Linked DNA regions of Homo sapiens: all the other regions are linked to region 3. The links are chromatin contacts, found by Hi-C in ENCODE. All regions are on one chromosome and are shown on one strand. The core of a region is the stretch at or near the end of the contact, and the rest is flanking DNA. Distances in the headings are between cores, read along the strand shown. Region 1 holds the start of NPEPL1 (aminopeptidase like 1). Region 2 overlaps STX16 (syntaxin 16). Region 3 overlaps ZNF831 (zinc finger protein 831).

The links. A loop is a pair of places that touch in the nucleus more often than their neighbours do. Pooled maps may share reads with other maps.
Region 1: a pooled map shows a loop between it and region 3 (3-fold over the local background). The contact joins the promoter of NPEPL1 here to the enhancer-like site in region 3. A Hi-C loop is called at or near these places in 5 of 50 pooled maps.
Region 2: a loop to region 3 is called in a pooled map, with 5 times the contacts of the local background. The contact joins two enhancer-like sites. A Hi-C loop is called at or near these places in 4 of 50 pooled maps.

The regions. Positions count from the first base shown.
Region 1 is chr20:58,691,409-58,695,124 of GRCh38, forward strand. NPEPL1 (aminopeptidase like 1) reads left to right here and starts at 1,392. Exons shown (of 12, transcript NM_024663.4): 1 at 1,392-1,642; 2 at 2,329-2,514; 3 at 3,014-3,184. The coding sequence starts at 1,493. It overlaps STX16-NPEPL1 (STX16-NPEPL1 readthrough (NMD candidate)), which reads left to right. Exons shown (of 23, transcript NR_037945.1): 10 at 1-154; 11 at 316-372; 12 at 2,329-2,514; 13 at 3,014-3,184. RefSeq lists enhancers at 825-1,530, 2,971-3,578 and silencers at 1,028-1,517, 1,528-1,687, 1,718-1,797, 1,818-1,907.
Region 2 is chr20:58,667,942-58,671,465 of GRCh38, forward strand. STX16 (syntaxin 16) reads left to right here. Exons shown (of 9, transcript NM_001001433.3): 4 at 46-186; 5 at 1,350-1,512; 6 at 2,571-2,662; 7 at 3,213-3,356. It overlaps STX16-NPEPL1 (STX16-NPEPL1 readthrough (NMD candidate)), which reads left to right. Exons shown (of 23, transcript NR_037945.1): 4 at 46-186; 5 at 1,350-1,512; 6 at 2,571-2,662; 7 at 3,213-3,356. Among named protein-coding and RNA genes, the nearest start is that of STX16, 18 kb to the left of the region's middle. RefSeq lists enhancers at 1,390-2,045, 2,046-2,703, 2,704-3,359 and a silencer at 1,874-2,013. Within about 2 kb of position 1,435, at least 2 of the 41 ENCODE cell types and tissues checked have a DNase peak (open chromatin) inside an H3K27ac peak, as active enhancers do.
Region 3 is chr20:59,220,029-59,223,956 of GRCh38, forward strand. All of the region lies in intron 4 of ZNF831 (zinc finger protein 831), which reads left to right. Among named protein-coding and RNA genes, the nearest start is that of ZNF831, 58 kb to the left of the region's middle. RefSeq lists a silencer at 2,564-2,633. Within about 2 kb of position 2,248, at least 11 of the 41 ENCODE cell types and tissues checked have a DNase peak (open chromatin) inside an H3K27ac peak, as active enhancers do.

The sequences.
Region 1 (3,716 bases), core at 142-2,641, 530 kb before region 3:
TGCTCTGTGCCAGGAACTGGAGGAAAAAAAAACAACAAAAAGTCAAAAAGACCTGCCTTCAGGATGCTGAAGCTCTAGTCTGTGGTGTTTCCAAGGGGCCAGGGACCATGGCTCAGAGCTGAGCAGACAGACCTGGAGCCTGTGGACAGGGAAGGTGAAAGCCTGGCTTGTGGCTCCCGGGGCTACAAGTTAGGGAGCTAGGGGGCCAGCTGGGAGGTCAGTGGTGGAAAACCTCTCACACCACGCCAGGGAGTTGACAGTGCTTTTTTTTCTTTTTTTCTTTTCTTTTTTTTTTTTTTTTTTTTTCATTTTTAGGCTGGTTATGAAGAAGAAACTCAAAATAACAGGAGTGGCTTATGGAACTACATGGAGGTAACAGAGGAGGGTACCAACCAAAGGCCCTTGAGCAATCAGGATGTTGGGTAACAGATTTTTGCTTTTAAATGACTCCTGGGTGGAGCTTCCCCAATGCATCGTCATTCCCTGACCCTTGCATCTGACCCTGTGGGTGGGACCCTCCGCCTCCACCATCCACTCAAGGCTCACCCCTGGCTCCTCCACCACCCGGCTCCTGCCCCACACCCCCGATGGCCTTTCCTCCCCTGTAAGGCGACTGAGGTGACTCAGGTCACCCTGCTCCTTCCTCGTCTCATCTCGTCCCTCCTTTCCTGCTTAGACTGTGCCAGATGACCCTTCTTGCAAAGGGGTGGGCGGGAAGGCCCCCCATGCAGCCAGGCAGTGCCTGGATTTGTAACTGGCCATCCCAGCAGCAGTGCCCTGGATGGAAAGCCACGTCCCTGTCACCCTCTCACATCCAGGGCAGTGCCTGGCAGAGCGGGGTCTGATAAACGCCAGGGAACCTCCGATTAAGTGAGGAGGAAGTGACCGTCCACGCTGTACCCACCATGCCAGGCAGTGGGACAAAAGGACCTGACTCAGGTCCAAGAGTCACTGGGCCCCTCCGGCCTAACTGATGGGTGGCCAGGGTGCGGGGTCCCTGGGGATCAAAAGCAGCTGCTAAGGGACCTCGGGGGACCTGCTTGGGGCCAGCCTGAGGCCTGACCGGGCGGAACTGCGTCGGGTGGGCTTGGGCCTACGTCGGCCCAGGCCCCACTGGAGGCCAGGCCCGTCCGGGAGGCGCTGCCTGGCGGGCCACGTCGCCCCGCGTGTTGGGCAGGGCCGCTAGGCCCAGGGGCGGCGCCGCTGGAGGCCGGGCGCGCGGGCCCTACTCGGCAGGGCCTGCTCGGGGCCGGCTTCGGGCCTGCCCGGCCGGGCCTGCCCGCACCCTTCCGCCCGGCCTGGCCGGCGCCCCCTCGCGCCCCGGGCGGGCCCTGCACGTCTCGCGAGCAGCCCGGAGCGGCGGGGGAGGCGGGGCCCGCGGGCTGCCGGGCAGGGCCGGGGCGGTGCCGAGGCCGGGCCGGAGCGGGGCGAAGGGGGCCGAGCGGCGGGCCGGGCCGGGCCGGGCAGGGCCGGGGCGTGGGCCGGCAGGAAGATGGCGAACGTGGGGCTGCAGTTCCAGGCGAGCGCGGGGGACTCGGACCCACAGAGCCGGCCCCTGCTGCTGCTCGGGCAGCTGCACCACCTGCACCGCGTGCCCTGGAGCCACGTCCGCGGGAAGCTGCAGCCCCGGGTCACCGAGGAGGTGAGCGGGCCGCCGGCCGCCATGCGACCCGCGCCGCGGAAGCCCAGGCCCGGGCGGCCCGCGGAGGCCCCGCCTCGCCCGCCGCACCCCCGCCGCCGCCGGGCCGGGCCCAACGAGGCCGGGCCGCCTCCCTGAAGGGCTCAGCCGCCAGGCCAGTCCTCGCCCGCGGAGGCCCAGCCCCAGGCCCCGTCGCCGGTGCGGCGCGGTGGTCCTCCTGTCAGCCCAGCCCTGCGCCCCGCGAGGCCGCGACACCTGCGGACGGCGGGGGGGGAGACGTGGCCGCTCCCAGGGCCGCGCGTCGGCCCCGCCTGGCGACAGGCCCTGGCTTCCAGAAGTTCCCATGGCAGTGTCCCCAGCTGCCTTTCCTTGGGGACACCTGGCCCCTGCCCCCTCTCTGGTGGAAGCCGCCTAAGCCCTATCCGAGTGTTGGAAGCAAAGCAGCCCCCAGCCTGGCCCTTCCAGGCTTGGTGGCTTCATCCCACCAGGGGGATGCGAGCCAGCCTAGAGACAGTTAGCTCTGCAGAGAGGCGACACATCTCCCTAAGGATGGGAAAACGGTGGCCGGGAGCTGCGCAGTGCCCTTCCAGGACTGCAGGAGTGGTTGTGGCCGTGGCTGCAGGGCAGGGCCTCCTGGCACGTGGCCGCTGTTTGAAGCCTCTGTGTCTTGTCTCTCCCTTCTGATCTAGCTCTGGCAGGCTGCCCTGAGCACGCTCAACCCCAACCCCACGGACAGCTGTCCCCTCTACCTGAACTACGCCACCGTGGCTGCCCTGCCCTGCAGGGTGAGCCGGCACAACAGCCCCTCGGCCGCCCACTTCATCACGCGGCTGGTGCGGACCTGCCTGCCGCCCGGAGCGCATCGCTGCATTGTGGTGAGTGCTTCGAGAGGAGGCAGCCACGGTGCTCCTAGTCGGGCAGCGGTGAGCTCGGGCCTGGGGAGCTCACAGCCCTGCTCAGACTGCAGCGCACGCCCAGAGGGCTGTGGACGTTATCATCCCTGCTCTGTAGACAGGGAAACAGGTCCAGAGAGACGCGGGGATTTGCCCCAGATCAGTTTTGGTGGCAAATCAGAGACTCAAACCTAGATTTCCTGAGGCCCACTTTGTGTCTGTCCCTCTGTCCCTCATTTTCATGGCTGGTCAGGCTGTTGACATCTGGTGGCCAATGTGTTATTTCTCTTGGAGCATGACCAATGGTGGTCCCATGGTTCCGGGGATGACCTGAGGGATGGGGTGGCGGCTGCTGTGGGACATCTCTGTCTAGATGTCACCTGCCAGGGAGCTGATGTTCCGGAGGCGTTCAAAGAGCAGCTCCCTGCACTCCCTGGTGGCGGCCCTTGCACCCCTCACGCCGTCTCCCTATGTGCCACAGATGGTCTGCGAGCAGCCGGAGGTCTTTGCTTCCGCCTGTGCCCTGGCCCGGGCCTTCCCGCTGTTCACCCACCGCTCAGGTGCCTCTCGGCGCTTGGAGAAGAAGACGGTCACCGTGGAGTTTTTCCTGGTGGGACAAGACAACGGGCCGGTGGAGGTGTCCACATTGCAGGTGGGTGTCTGGAAGGGCAGACACTGCCCCTGGGCCCGGGCAAGATCGGGCAGGTGGGAGGGAGGTCGGGAGAGGGAAAAGCTTGTTGCGGGGGCAGGAGGGGGTTCCTGCCCTTCCCAGGAGCTTTGGTTCCTGGGAAGCGGCAGAGGCTTTTCCAAACCCAGGCCCCCTGCCTCTGCCTCAGCGTGGTCTGTGACTTCAGGATTCTGTTGTATACAGGCAGTGTTTGTTGAGCACGTAATCAGTGCCAGGAACGTCCATGCTGTTTTCCAAATAACCCTGCCCGTTTATGTGAGCTCCGTGTGCACGTGTGTGATGTATGCACGTGTGTGTGTATGTGCGTGCACATGTGTGTTGCTGTGCGTGTATGAGTGTATGTGCATGTGTTGTATGTGTGGGGGGTGTGTGTGTGCATGTGTGATGTGTGTGTGTGTGTGGTATGTGTTGCTGTGTATGTTTGCTGGTGTGTGCATGAGTGGTGTGTGTGGTGTACGTGTGGTATGTGTTGCTGTGTGTGTGTGTTTGCTGGTGT
Region 2 (3,524 bases), core at 185-2,684, 550 kb before region 3:
TAGCCTGCCTGGCATCAGTGGAGTTCTGTGACTTCATTTGCTTAGATTCAGTATGATGTTGGCCGGATTAAGCAGAAGATGAAAGAATTGGCCAGCCTTCATGACAAGCATTTAAACAGACCCACCCTGGATGACAGCAGCGAAGAGGAACATGCCATTGAGATAACTACCCAAGAGATCACTCAGGTGAGGAGTGCAAGTGAGTCCTGGGGAAACCAGCGAGCCTTCTCATGGCAATCTCAGAAACTAGAGTGTTACTCAGAATCAGTCTCCTGGAGTCATTTCCCAACCTGAAGTTCTCAGAGGGACCTCAAGAGGCCCTGAAGTCCTCCAGCTGTCAGCGTAGGTACCTGTGAGGCCTTGGAGGTATGGGGACTGTTTTTCAATTGTTGGCAGATAACTGCTGTGGACGGATTAAGTAAATATGAAATTTCAAACATTATCGAGTTCAATCATTTGATTTTAAAATGTATAACTAATATCGTATACTAGTGTTAAGAAATTTCAATGCTAAATTATAGTCCTCATAATTGAAAAAACAACTTAGTATCCTAGAAAAAATTTTTTATAAATATTAAATTTGATTAATTTTAAAATAATAGGACTAGTGTTGAAACCTCAGTGTTTACATTTTTTACTGAAGTCTCCTGGGTGCTAATTATCAGAGGAGTGTGGTGCTTTGAGAAAAGCCCTGGGGGGTTGGAATGTTGGAACCCTGGCTCTTAGCAGTTTAACAGTTACACGATTCTCATTTAATCCCTCTGACTCTAGTGTTCTCATCTGTAAAATGGGACTAATAATCATAGTACCATCCTCATAGGATGCTTGTTAGGGATTAAATGAGAGGAATGCAATAATAATATGATATATGATAATACAGGTTGAACATTCCTAATCTGAAATCCAAAATGCTCCAAAATTTGAAACTTTCTTTTGAGTGCCAATATGACACTCAAAGGAATGCTCATTGGAGCATTTTGGATTTCGAATTTTCAGATTGGGGTACTCAACTAGTAGGTATTCTGCAAATATTCCAAAATCTCCCGAAATTTGAAATCCTAAACATTGCCAATCCCAAGCATTTCGGATGAGGGATACTCAGCCTGTCTAACGTGATGATATGTGAGCAGCTGGGCACACAGCAGGCCCTACATAGCAGGAGCTGAAATCTAGTGAAATCTTTCTGTGTATATAAATGAAGCCACAGATTCCTTTTATCTGTTCACCTTTCTCTAAACCAGACTGAGTGAACAGAGCCTCTCACTTCTCACTCTGGCTTGTGATGTGGCAGTGTTAGCAGAGGGGCTTCTCTCCCAGGCTTGCCCTGAGCCTCGGGCTTGTTCTCTTAGCTCTTCCACAGGTGCCAGCGTGCCGTGCAGGCCCTGCCGAGCCGGGCCCGGGCCTGCTCCGAGCAGGAGGGGCGGCTGCTTGGGAACGTGGTGGCCTCGCTGGCGCAGGCCCTGCAGGAACTCTCCACCAGCTTCCGGCACGCACAGTCAGGCTACCTCAAACGTGAGTGCTGCCCGGGCCTAGTGAAGGGATTTTGAGTAAGAAAAGCACTTTATGTTTTCTTTTTTGCCACTATTTTTTCATTTAGTCCAGTACCTTTCATTGTTAGCTTTTGAACATGCTCATACCTTGTACAGTAAAGGGAAGCCTCCTCCCCATGTGAAACCCTGGCTTGGAATGAAGGCACAGCGTGGGGTACCGACCAAGGCTGGGGGAGGGCACCAAGATAGTTCAGCATCTCAGCAAACAAAATTTGTTTTGTGTCAAGCTGCAAGAATTTGAAAATCAACCAAGCACATTTTAAAAACCTGTTGTTTTCTGGATGTTGGGGTTTGGGAGAGCTGCTCTTCAATAGGTAAAAAGCAGTTGTTATTACTGAAAGCCACATATTTGCATAACAACCAAAGTGTTTGAGAGCACCTGAGAAAACCTCCCCAGGGTCCTTGAAACACTTCCTCTGCTGGCACCACAGGTTTCACCCAGCAGACCTTTTCTTCCCAAATAGTGCAAAGCCAGATTTCAGCTCTCTTCTCATTCTAATCACCCTGTAAACTGGGTTTTTTAAAATTGCCCTTGCAATCAATAAAGTCCCCACATACTCCAAAAAACCTAGTTCTCCCTCCCTCTGACAACTGGCATATTTGTATTTTAATTTTATTATTTCCAAAATTTGATTAGGGCCATATGGAATTCATACTAGAGATGCTTCTAGAGAGAAATACTGATTTTTTAAAATGTTTTGTAACAGCAGTTAGATTAAATATTTCTGCTTCACTTAGAGATTCTCAGATGGTTGTGTCATTTTTATCTTGGCATCAAGTGAATTGTGCACATTTACACTGTGACTTTTGTCTTGAGTAATCCCAAATGCCTGCATATTGTTGTATGTTTGTAATCCTTTACTCTCCCTCCACCCCCATTGGAGATAGGCTTCTTTAAAGCGGCTAAGAATATCTCAATTTTGACTGTTGGAGTTTACTCTAGAATTCCCCCTTTTAATGGTAGAACAATACTCAGGATGGTTTACATATTCAAGTAAAATGAATTCCTATCTGTGATAGGCATGAAGAATCGAGAGGAAAGATCCCAGCATTTTTTCGACACATCAGTACCACTAATGGATGATGGAGACGATAACACTCTTTACCATCGGGTACGTGAACGGGCTGCAAAGCTGATTGCTGTGTCTGTGCACCCCATTCTGCATCTTTCACCTCCTAGACCTCGATCTTCTGTGCAGTGTCAGTGGATTGATACAGTTGACTTGTATATTCATCAGGTTGTTTTGCAGCAGGTGGAAGAACAGCCGTACTGTTTCTTCCTTTCCAAAGGCCACAGGGAGACCTTGTAATCTGCTTTCCAGAGCCTTTGGGAAAGTGGTCAACACCCTGCCTTCTTAGGAAGAGCCCAGAGAAACAGAGGGCTATCCCGGGGGTTTTGTTTATCTGCCCTTGTGGAGTTGGCAGACGTGGGCTTCTGTCTTCCCTGCTATGGCCTCAGAGCTTTAGATCCTGCTGGTTTAGGGAATTTGAATCTTTCCTGTTAGGGAAAAATGAGTGCTTACTGTGCTTTGTAGAAATATTTTCAGAATTCATTTTCTTTAAATTATTTTCATTGTCTTTAAATTATATCTAAACAAGTATACCATAGCTTTCCTGAGAGGGAAAACAATCTATCCAACACATTGTGCACTGTCTTGCTAGGGTTTTACAGAGGACCAGTTAGTTCTGGTGGAGCAGAACACACTGATGGTGGAAGAGCGGGAACGAGAGATTCGCCAGATTGTACAGTCCATTTCTGACCTGAATGAAATATTCAGGGACTTAGGGGCGATGATTGTAGAACAGGTACGTGAGCTGGCCTTCCTCGTGAATAGGTTTTCCTGCCATACTATCTGTACCTTCTTTTTCCTGTACTCCTTTCAGGGAAAAAAATTGGAGCCAATTTTCCCAACATGTGTGTGCACCTGTCCTTTATGTGTGTGTGGGTGTGTGTGTGTGTGTGTGTGTGTGTGT
Region 3 (3,928 bases), core at 998-3,497:
GGAGAGAAACTCTCATACCTTCAATCCCACACCTGAAATGGGGACGGTTCTGCTTTTGAAAGACTTTCTGAAAACCGTTCTCATATTTGAGTTGGAAGACCCCCTTCTCAGCAGAGGGCCACAAATGAATCCTGAGTTTTGTTCTGGAATTTTCCTATGCAACGTGCTGGAACCAGTAGCCAAATAGAATCAGTGGATGAGGCAGGAAGAAAAATGAGGATCTCAGGGATGGAACTCAACAGGCTACAAATGGGACACAAAAGGCAAGACTCACTCTCAACAAAATCACGGAGGCACCAGGTGCGCCTTGCGGGGTCTGTTTCCCCGACACCCACCTGCTGCCTGGTCTTCACAAGGGGCCAGGCCCTTTTGGTTTGGAGGCAGATGAGCCTGTAGGATTAATTCTAACTAAGGTGTGAGTGGAACCTAGGGGAGAAGTAACTTTAGGGGCTACAGAGAGAAACCTTCAGTGACACTGACTCATAATGGGAAGGTGATTCTCCTCTCAACTCCCTCTCCAGCCTCTTGATCATGCCATGGAGAAAGTCTTGTTTTGATTCCATCTTTAACACTTGCCTAAACCCCTTCCTAACCTCCCTTTTAATCAGAGAGAAAGAGGTTAGGTCTCAACATCTAGCTAGAATTTGAGAACACAATTCTGTTTTTATTGTTTTTTTTAAAGAAGAATCTGCTCCTTCTGATGCCAGACACTCCAAAGTCTCCTCAACCACCTTACTCCATTAACCTTGGAAAGCCTAACGTTTCCCTTTCTCTCTCAGCCTCCTTTGAGGCCAAGGCTGGTACAGGATAAATAATTTTGCTTTCTGGATTTAGAGGAATTGGTTTGAGTCTTGACTTTTACTAGTTCTTTGGGCAAAATTTGTTCCTTCTCATTGTCTCAGGTCCTCATCTGTAGAATGGGGCTGGAGTTTCTGAGTCCATAATTCATTTAATCTGGTGCCCAAGAACCCCATGAAGCCTGTCCAGGAATACCTGACTCATTTGCCCTTGAGATTGAGGAGAGGCTCAAGTTACATGAGACAGTGACTGTGAAAGTGCTGTGTGAACTACAAAGGACTTTACAGTGTGTGGTTATCATGGCTGGGAGGTGGCAGGGGTGAGCATACACTGAATTTTCCCCCCAGGTCTGGACAAGACGTCTTCAAGCCAAAGGAGGGAGGCAGTGAATGGTGCAGGTCCATACTTTCCCCAGCAGGGAGCTCGTAGGGATTCGGGAGTACATTCTGGGCCCTTGAGTTTGTGCTACATGCATGCCTATGGTGCTCTTCCTGCCGGGGTGAGACTTGCCCTCCAGGTTGAGAAAATGACGAAACTGGAATAATCCTCCAAGCTCCAACTCGTCCCAGAGGCCTCCCTGGCAATACTGTGCTCTTGTAGGGACCCCATCGTCCTCTAGGTAAATAGTTCACACTGGCCCTCACCCCACTGCTGGCTGCTGGCAGGGAGCATGGGGAATCTGCTCCAAAAACAACCATTGCTTCCTGCAGTAGCATTTTGAGAGTTTCCTCCAAATGTTTTTCCTCATCTAATTTTCAGTATGGCCCCGTGGGGTCAGGAGGTGATGTGTGGCCAGCCCTGTCCTAATTAGGAGTCTTGCCCAAGTTCATACGTTGAGGAAAAGAAATGCAAGCTCAGTTCCAAGGTTTTTCCCTTGCTAAAACTCTTAAAATTTTGGCTTGCTTATTTCCTTAACTTCCAAAGGACATGAACAAGTGATTTTTGTACCACCCTCCACATAGACATTAGCGATCATTTTCAGTCATTTTCAGCTTTCCGGTTTTGCTAGGAGGCACCTGGCGTGCCGGGAACGGACAAAAGCCATTTTTCTAAGTACTAGCGTTTGAAATTATTAAGTGTTCGTTAAGCACCCCCGGGTGCAAAGCACTCTCAGAGATGTTTATTTCTCAATTTTCCATAATTTCCTTATTTTTTTTCCCCTACCTAAAGGCAGATTGAAAAATGAACTCAGTGCATTGGAGTCTGAATCATAGTTAATGTGCGACGCCCCCTCCCTTAACTGCGCTGTTTTCTTTCTGCCTCCTCCTGTCTCCCAGCTTATCAATCTGATAAAGTTCTTTTTAACCCCTACTCAGGGGCTGTAACTTTTGCTTTATTCCCACGGGCATGGCAGGAAGCGATCAACGCAGAGCCCCGAACCCCACTCGCCCCACGGGCTGGGCTGAGCTGGGCTGGGGGTCGAGCTCAGCGAAGCCTCGGGAAGGCTGCAGGGTGCCCGGGCGGGCGGCGGGGTGGGTGCGGACCCCTGGCTGGGCGCTCCCGAGACCCCCCTACCCTGGTGGGTGGGCGCCCGGGGGCCTGGAGAGCCGCCTAGCCACGTGGATGCTTCTGGAAGAACACAAAGCCCGGGCCCCCTCCGCCCCCGCCGGCGCCAAGCCTCAATCTTGCAGGAGCAGAGAAGAAAGGCTCTGTTTTTCTCTCTCTCTTTTTTTTTTTTTGTGTGACAACAACCTCACATAACCTCAAAAGTTACCCATGAATTTACCAAAACTTTTTATGAAACTATTTTAACCTCTGGTGGGGGTTAAAAAACAAGCCTTGTGAATTTATTACCCGGAAGAAAGCGCAGAGGGCTGGGATTTACAGCAAAGCCGCCTTCCAAGCTCCGCGGGGGCCCCCTAGCGCCCATCGCGGGCACCGCCGAAGCCCGGCTCCCTCCTCGCTCCGCGGCGCAGCACGGCCTGGAGTCCGGTCTGGGAGGGAGGCGGGCGGACCCCAGACTCGTGCAATCAGGGGCACCTGCTCTGAACACCAGGGACCTGGCGGTACAAATTTATTTTATGTTCGTAGGGGTTTCCGTGGTAGAACCAAGGGAGCAGGCTGAAGCCGAAGGAAGGGAGAGCAGGGTTTTGATCCTAGTTCCTTGGCTTCTGCAAATCGGCTGGGACCCCCCGCTGAGCAAGCGACTGTCGTCACGGCCCCCGCACCAGACGACCCCAGCCTGTGGATGATGTTTCACTGCCCTCACATAAACGCCACCCAGAAATGCAAGAGTAAGAATGTTCACGAAGAGGGGAGGCAGGAGCCCCAGCTGATAACAGGAGGAGGCAGGAAGGGGGCCTTGGAGGAGGTCAGAGGGGGGACATTATTTCAGTTTCCCAGGACCAGGGTGAGAGATGGGGGTGAAAGAAGAAAAAGGACAAAACGAGGTGCCGAAGGCTCTATTGGGTGCTCTCTGTCCGCAGGGATGTAAAGCAGAATCCAGGATTCTGCCGCAAAATGCAGGCTCCCAATCGCTGCACGGTGACCAGGACTCCCGGACCCTTCGCTTGCCAAGTGTGTGCGATGGTTCCTTCCTCTCCAGCTTGCAGACACACTGGTTCTCTTTCAGAACTAGCCATGTTTTTTAAAAGCACATGGAAAAATGTTAATAAGCAAACGTTTTAACAGAGAGATGCAGGAGGAACGAGCCGGCAGCAGCCTCCCAGCAGAGGCAGCGGTGCTCCAGCGGCTACGGGAACGGGCCTCGGAGGAAAGCACTCGGGCTCGCTGCCGAGTTTCACCACCTGTAGTCATGTCATCCTAGGGACGTGTCTCAGCTCTTCTGTGCCTCGGTTTCCCCATCTGTAAAATGGGGGTGATAGTAACACTACACAAAATATATCTAGAATTTGAAAGAGTGCTTTGAATCATATAACCTTGGCTGTTGTGTGGTGAGGCCAGCTGGCTGGTATTCATCTAGCTCTACGGGGAAGGCAGAACCCAGATTTCACGTTAAATAAAATCTCTCAATTTTTACAGGGTGCTAATTTAAACACACATACACGCACGGACGTGCACTTGCACACATACCCCATCTGGGCCCAAATACAGTCAGCTAGTTTGAGACCTTTACTTCAAAGGCTGCCAGGAGGCCACGGGACAGGAGGGAGGAAGGAAGGAGTCATCT